Regions from separate parts of the Homo sapiens genome. Here region 1 is linked to region 2. A link is an interaction called in ENCODE POLR2A ChIA-PET data of the cell type or tissue named here. Cell type or tissue: PC-9. All regions are shown on one strand. Region 1 overlaps DNAH12 (dynein axonemal heavy chain 12). Region 2 overlaps ASB14 (ankyrin repeat and SOCS box containing 14).

Region 1 (4,000 bases), 100 kb after region 2:
CTTGCATAAACGCCATCACAATTTCATATAAGAAAATAAATTTTTATTACTTCTAAATTTATTTTCCTTTATTCTTTGACTCTTTCAAATAAGAAAAGTAGCAAACTTTTTCTTAAAGACAAATTCCGCACTTACCTAGGCTCTCCAAGCGAAATTAAAGGAGAAAGCAGAAGGCCAAAGAGTACACATTGCTCTGCCAACCATAGGGTAAAAGCACATGCTACATATATTGGCAAAAGAGCTGAAATAACCAGCTGAAAGTTCTTTTTTTCTACTTCCGGAAGCCTGATAGGGAGGTGTGTGTGTGTGTGTGTGTGTGTGTAAATGAGAATAACTTAATAAGGTAAGAGCCTATATATTTTCTTTATTATCTCAATGAAGGACAGAATGGCCAAAAAAAAAAATCTAATTCTTTAATTCAGGAATTTAAACCCAGGTATTAGAAAAACCTGAAAATAAAATTAGTCTGTAAATTCAGTTTAGAATGGATACTATGCCTTCCTTTTTAAGGGATGTATCCTGGAATAATAATTATAATAATAACAGCTAACATTTATTGTGTACTTATTGTTTGTGAGGCTTTACACCTAAGAACTTTATATGTATTAACTAATCTAATTCTCTTATTAGCTTTTTGAGGTAGATACTATGAGTACCATCTTTTTTTAATGGAATTCCACACATGTTAAATACCTTAACCAAGGTCACACTGCTAGTGGGGTCCGGATTTCTGAATACAGACATTCTAGCTCCAGGGCACATGCTTTTAACAACTTTGCTATACTGCTTAACTCAGATGTTTTGGAATACCCAGAAAGGATCTTAGCTGGAAAAGTACAGGCACCTCAGTGTTCATTTAGTTCCAAGCCCATGGTAGTGGAGAATTCTGCATAGACAGAAAAGGAGATGGAAGCAACTAGAACCATATATATATATTTTTTTTTTTAGCTGAAGTCTCACTTTGTCACCCAGGCTGGAGTGCAGTGGCACAATCTTGGCTCACTGTAACCTCTGCCTCCTGGGTTCAAGCAATTCTCCTGTCTCAGCCTCCTGAGTAGCTGGGATGACAGGTGCCCACCACCGCACCTGGCTAATTTATATATTTTTAGTTGAGACGGGGTTTCACCAGGTTAGCCAGACTGGTCTGGAACCACGTTTTTTGACACTACATTGTCTTAGCTTTACCCTAGAATATATACAGACAATATCTGGAAAACAATGTTTCTTCCCTAATTTGGGTACTGTTGATATTTGATAATAGTTGCTGCTGACAAGTTCTATACATTCATGAATATGATTCAAATCTGTGTCAAGTTATTACCTTGCCTCCAGTCCCTGAAGGATCTGAAATTTTTTCTGGTTTTATATCTTTCATGACACAAACAGCAGCCATAACTAGTTTAACACCAGATGGAGGATTCTTCATTGATTTCACAATCGTAATGTCGGCTGGCTAAAAGAAAAAAACAAAAAACAAACAGGACATATTCAGAATAGTTTACTTTTAAATAATGAAAAATTTTAAAGTAATGTTGGGGAATAATAAAAGCATCCCTTTTTATTTGAAATCAAAGTTTTTTTTTTTTCTTTTTTTACTTCAGGTTATGAAAGAATTAACAAAAGAGAATTCAGCACAGATTAAGACTAATGGTTCTCAAATGTTGGGAGGGGTCAGTCATAGATGCCTATGAGAATATAATGGCAGCTATAAATCCACCAGAAAATATAATTTTTCACATATACAATCACATACCACACCCATACGTGGAACCTAAGTTAAGAATCCTAATTTAGACAAAGACTTAACTCTATATTTGCTTATATATATTAGTTCTATTGAAGAAGATGAAAGAAGAGGTACGTCCCAATTCCAAACCTATTTTCTAAAAAGGTATATATTGTTATAATAGATAGTATAGATTCACTTACCCACTCCAATATATTTCTGACATTCCTTGCAAGATGCAAATGCTGGAAAGCTAACAACTATATATCTTAGTTTTTCATGCAATTAAAGTTCTGGGTGAGAATTAGATTCCAGATCACTTGAGTGATACTAGAATTCAGACAAATGGGGAGAGTGGCAGGGTGCAAGACATCCATTGTGACAATATAGATTACAGTGGAGGTTACGTGGCAGTGTAGGAAGCTCTGGAGGCTTCCTACTCAGAGAGACAGCTGCTCTAGTAGACCATTTCTGCAGCGTGGCTTTGTGAGTCATTCCTGGAAGCTCAGCCTGGGATCTGATTCTTTTACCTCTTCCAACAATTCTGTAATCCATTTATAAAATTCCCTGAAGAATCTTTGTCTACTTATACTAAAATCAACTCTCTTCTCTGAAACTGAACTCTAACTCAGGTAATACAGCATTTGATATCAGGAAGGGTATAAGCAACAGACTCTCAATGAAAGGGGAACCTAATATTAATGACCTAAATTGGTGAGAGTTTGAAGCCATCAAGAATCCTATATCAGGGGATGGAGTGCTGCAGATTCATGGAACATAGGGAGAAGTTACTTAAATTAATGCTCATGGTCACCTAGAATGGAGTGCCTCTTAAAGGCTTTGTCAAACTAAGTAGCTGCTGTAATAAATCTCTAAGGAGAGAATGCAGAAAGATCACAGGGTAATAAGTGACTCTTAAATGTGCCAGAAATTAGCCAGGCATGGTGTCATGTGACTGTAGTCCCAGCTACTCAGGAAGCTGAGTTGGGGTGGGGGGCGGGGGGGATTACTTTAGCCCAAAAGTTTCAGGTTGTGGTGAGCTATGATCACATCGTTGCACTCCAACCTGGGTGACAGAGTGAGACCCTGTCTTAAAAAAAAAAAAAAAGGAGAAAAGAAAAGAAAAAAAGTACTGAGAGCATGAAGAAAGAATATAGTAAGCTCAGAGTTTTAAATTCCTGATTCACAGCACTAGGAAATTTCTATAAATGCCCTAAAACAATCTTGTCTTATAACTACAGGGCTGATGTTACTGAAAAATCAGAGTTCGATCCTGTGAGATGCTGAATTACCCACAGGTTGAGTTTACAGTCTTGTCAGGCCTGTTACATGAAACAGTATTGATTAGGAAAAAAGGCAAAGAATGGGACCTGAATACACTGTTGACTCCCTAGTCAACAGATGTTATCTCTCCTGCTGTGCTTGGTGCAGTTGTTCTGGTCTTGCCTAAAGACCTGTAAAAAGTTACGTACAACATAATGTGGTACAGATAGGTGCCAGTCACAGCTGTACTGGAAATGGCCTTTAAGTTTTTCTGTGTATGCAGGTCCAGGAGGCTGCACACTGTACTTAACATATGCCTGCTGGTCCATGTACAGAACCACTTTGGCCTCTTGGAGTCTATTCGTCTCATTCCCACTAGAATATCCTCAATGAAAATTATAAATAATATATAAAAAGCAAAAATAGGCCAGGCATGGAAGCTCATGCCTGTAATCCCAGCACTTTGGGAGGCCAAGGTGGGAGGATCGCTTGAGCCCAGGAATTTGAGACCAACCTGGGCAACATAGGGTGACCCTGTCTCTATAAAAAAAAATGTTTAAAAAGATTAGCCAGGCCTAGTGGTGTGTGTCTGTGATCCTAGTTACTGAGGAGGCTAAGGTAGGAGAATCATTTGAGCCCAGGAGATGGAGGCTGCAGTGGGCCATGATTGCACTACTGCACTCCAGCTTGGTCAACAAAGTGAGACTCTGTCTCAAAAAATAAAATAAAATAAAAACAACAATATATCAAAGGTAAACTGTTAAGAGCCAAGTTTCATTTGACTGGACAAAAACAATATAATATCACCCACTGAAATACAGCCATTTCTAATAAGCCAAATACCCATATTCAGCTTCCCTTGGTTGATGAAACACAAAGTAGCTAATTCAAACACTTGCCTTAAGTGTATCCAGTGCAGACAGAGCTGCTTCCAAGGCTGGAATCGCCTCAGCTAGGTCACTTTCACACTCATTTTTCAGAGCTTGGGCTTCTTCAGCTTTCCCACTGGCT
Region 2 (4,000 bases):
AAAAAAAAAAAGTATGTTTAGATTGTGGGATCAGTGATTAAAGATTATAAAGTTCCTAGAAGCAGCACAAAATAAAAGGTAGCTATTACTGTTTTTATTATTTATAATAATGTAATTGAACTTAACAGTAAGTGGCCCCTGTCAGCTGCCACATGGATGGGCAGGTGGCCTGAATTCTTAGGGATGTTGGCATCAGCTCCATACTCCAGCAAGAGAGCCACAGCATCTGGATTTCCTCCACTTGCGGCTTCAAGTAAGATGGAAGAAGAATCAGAGGCCTGACCATGAGCATTAGCTCCTAAGAGGAGAAAGACTCTTGTTAATGCAAAAATTATTTTCCACTGTATTTCTTGAGCAATCTTAAAAATATATCCCCATCACCAAAAAGCAATTAGTGAGCACGCACTCTAGCAAAGCACCAAGAATCAAAGTAACAGAATATATACCTCCTGCTCTCAAGTAACTTATAAACTAGTTGGGGAAGAAAAAAATGGCAGTTTCTAAATTATAAGTAGGTTAGTTTTTGAAGTAATTTGATGTCCATTTGTTTGGAACTTGAAAATTCCAGTAGAAATACTGTTATAAAAGTTGCTTTTATTTCTAGACCAGCCTATAAAAGCCCACTTAACTCATAACACACATATAGGATGGTACTAACAAATCTATCAAACTATAATACCATGCCATCTAATGATACTGTTTTGGTGGAAAAGGGCATTTGTTCTGTTTTAGCTTGTTCGTAGGGGACCATAGTAGGAGACACTGTAACTGTTTTTAATTGAGGTTAGGAACTGCCAATAGCCAAAGAGGTAAGTTGTTGTAGTTATTAGTACAGAGTATCCCTTATCCAAAATGCTTGGGACCAGAAGTGTTTCATATTTCAGGGTTTTTAAAAAAAATATTTGCACTACACTTACAAGTTGCATTATACTTACAAGTCCCAAATCCAGAAATCCGAAATCTGAAATGCTCCAGTAGGAATTTCTTTTGAGCATCATGTTGATGTTCAAAAAGTTTCAGATTTTGGAAGATTCTGGATTTCAGATTTTCAGATTAAGAATGCTTAACTTACACCCTGTATGTTAAGTGTTATGTGAGTGATGTGAATAATAAGAGTACAGGGACAGGCAAAAGGTCTTCTAGAAGATCTAGGGCTGGGGTTGTAAGGGGGGCTGGGGTTGTAAGGGGAGCTGGGAGGTGAAGGAAGGAGAAAAGAGTTTGGGTCAGTTGTGGAAGTGTTCCCAGTAAAATGGGCTCTGAAGAAAGAGTAGCATTTGAATGGACAAAAGTTACGGAGAGCATTCTGAAGCTCATATAAAAAAGATGTAGTGACTTTAATTTAACACAGACTCCATAAGAGTCATCAGGGTCCAGTGGCTGCCCAAGAACCCCATTCCAAGAATGCCTTAGAAGTCCAATAAGCCTCTGCTTATTGAGTGCCCACTATGTGCTGGTTCCATTATGTGTATAATAATTTTTAAACTTTGTAACAACCCCCAGCAGTAGGTGCTTAACATACTCATTTTAAAGATGAAGAAACTCATTGAGTTTCAGTGACTTCCCCAAAGATGCACACCTAGTAAGCAAGGTAGTCAGGATTCATATACAGTTATTCTAGACCCAGGGCTTATATCTATGATGCCATGTTGCCACTCTAGCAATGCAGGGTGATAATGTGATTTGGAATCAGATGAACCTTGAAATACTGGCTCTGTGATGTACCATCTGTGTCACTTGGTGCAAATTACTTTGTAAGGAGTCACTTAAAGGAAATGCTTACTCACTGAGGTCAACTGATACTGGTTTCTTTGCAGGGTAAAGGATTTAACATCTGTTGCTTCTTTCTCTGTATTTTAATCAATGATCTATACAAAAGGTTACTCTTTCCTCGTAGATGAAAGATTCCAATGTTTATTTTTGTTATTCCAGCTAATGACTTTAGACATTTCTTATATTGATCATTTAAAACATCTTACTTAAAATGTCTTATGGCCATTGATTAGCAACTAGCCTCCCCTATATGACAGGAAAGATTTAGATAATGTCTAAAAAGCACAAGGTTGTTTTTAAATATGAGTCTCTGCCATCTAGAATACTGGAGACCAGGACTGTGTATTGTTAAAGAACAAAATAATACTTCTAGACAGGGAGGAGAATAAAGATAATTCTATTATTGAGACTTTTAAAAATCTTGGTAAAAATTTGCTTTTTTGAAAAAAAGCTTTAGATTGATCCTACCTTGCTTCATCTAACAGTGTCATCAATGAGCTCTCCTCGAAGACAGTAAAGGCCAAAGTTCTCTGAGCCAAGGGTCCCTGCTAGTTAAGCCAGGATTCAAAATGCCCACAGCTACAGAGCTGGGGATAGGGGAGGGGGCATGTTTGAAGGGAAGTCCTGCAGCTGGTACCATGGCTGACCCTCACTTTCCTCAAGTATAAAATTAGGATAATACCTACCTCACAGAGTTTTTAAAGGGTTATGAGGCAACATGGGTAGTTTAATGCTTTTGCTTAGATAGTACCCAATAAGTTTAAGTTGCTTTCCCCTTCCCTTGGAGTTTTGGTTATTACTAGAGTGAAAAACTGGGACCCAAAGAGAAGAAATCAGGAATAATTTCCTAACATCTAAAGCCATTTGGTAACAGATTAAACTGCCTCATGATTTGGACTTAGGCAGAGGTAATGTGCAGAGTATGTTGCAGGGTGTTTGATTTTATGATTCTAGAAAAGGACAACACCACAAAAAGGTTAAAAAACCATCATCATCTTAGCACAGTGAGGGAATGTTAAGTAAACGTAACCTGCATCCTAGTAACTTTAGGGAAATTATGTCAGACCTAATAAAAAATTCAGTCTTTATGTTAGGCTTCTCAGTAATCACTATTAACCCATAATTTTTATCAAACATTTATATTAGGCTTAAATGTTAACTTTTATTATTTTGAAGCTCTCCATTAAGAGGAGAACCCCTGGATCATGTTACCCTTTGTTAGTGTGCTGACCAAACAGAAGATCTTGCCTTTCCGCAGTAACATTTCCATGATTTCAGTGTGTCCACTTTGGGCAGCAAGAGCAAGAGGAGTGAATCCATACGTGCTCTGTGGGTCAGGGTGTGCCCCAGAAACCAGCATAAGCTTCACCATGTCCTCTCTGCCCAGTTTGGCTGCTTCGTGGAGAGCTGTCCTCTCGTTGGCACAACGCAGATTGACATCTGCTCCATAGTTGATCAGCAAGGCAGCCATGTCATAGCAGTCACGCAGCACAGCTGGGAAATGAGAAGTGTGGTGGGCATGTTCAACGGGAAGTTAAGCCCAAAGTAGCATATCTGCAAGTATCCCTCAGGCTTTCTTAAGGAGTTCTTCCCACCCACTCCCAGACCCGAACATTCTGTGTTTAGGAAACAGATTGTAAAGTAAGGCATGTGTCAAATAATACTTACTGAGAATGTTTTACATCAATGGACTATGTTTTTCTGTAAGCCATGAGTAATTATTCATTGCTTATGTGGTTGAAACACAAATGTAAACTTTTCACTTATCTTTATTCTTCAAGAAAATGGGAACTTAATTATTCAGTATAGTCCTGGAAATGTTTGTAGCTGCTTTAAAATAAGAAAAAAAACAAACAAAAGACAGCCCAGACTCTGAAACATGCCAAAAATTAAAAAAAAAACAAAAACAAAAACAGAATCTACCCCCAGAAAATGAATGACTAAAACACAATTTAAATATGCATATCTGGTGGGAGTGGTTGAGGCCATAGAAAATGATAGTTTTGGCCTATCATTTCTGCATTACCACACTTTGGCAACACACCAAAGTATGTTGTATAGAAAGCCCCTTAAGTTTCTGTAAGGAAATGTAAAGAAAATGATTTTGTAGTTAAAAAAATAATAATAAAAGGCTTGGGAACACTGTGTATGTGTGTGTGTGTGTGTGTGTGTGTGTGTGTATGTATGTAAATATATATATATTTAGGCTCTCATTCTGTCATCCAGGCTG

The links. ChIA-PET counts read pairs that join two places held together with the same protein. Peaks named below come from ENCODE experiments on the same cell type or tissue, not always from the same donor. Only the 100,000 strongest peaks of a DNase experiment are listed, where the experiment ranks them.
Region 1: POLR2A ChIA-PET joins it to region 2 with 8 read pairs; 3 of 35 experiments call an interaction of 5 or more read pairs at or near these places.

The regions. Positions count from the first base shown.
Region 1 is chr3:57,380,941-57,384,940 of GRCh38, forward strand. DNAH12 (dynein axonemal heavy chain 12) reads right to left here. Exons shown (of 74, transcript NM_001366028.2): 49 at 3,889-4,000; 50 at 1,322-1,453. Among named protein-coding and RNA genes, the nearest start is that of ASB14, 90 kb to the left of the region's middle. In PC-9, no CTCF peak of the experiment used is centred here; no DNase peak of the experiment used is centred here.
Region 2 is chr3:57,280,176-57,284,175 of GRCh38, forward strand. It overlaps ASB14 (ankyrin repeat and SOCS box containing 14), which reads right to left. Exons shown (of 11, transcript NM_001142733.3): 6 at 3,019-3,264; 7 at 127-298. Among named protein-coding and RNA genes, the nearest start is that of ASB14, 11 kb to the right of the region's middle. In PC-9, no CTCF peak of the experiment used is centred here; a DNase peak (open chromatin) is centred at 1,736.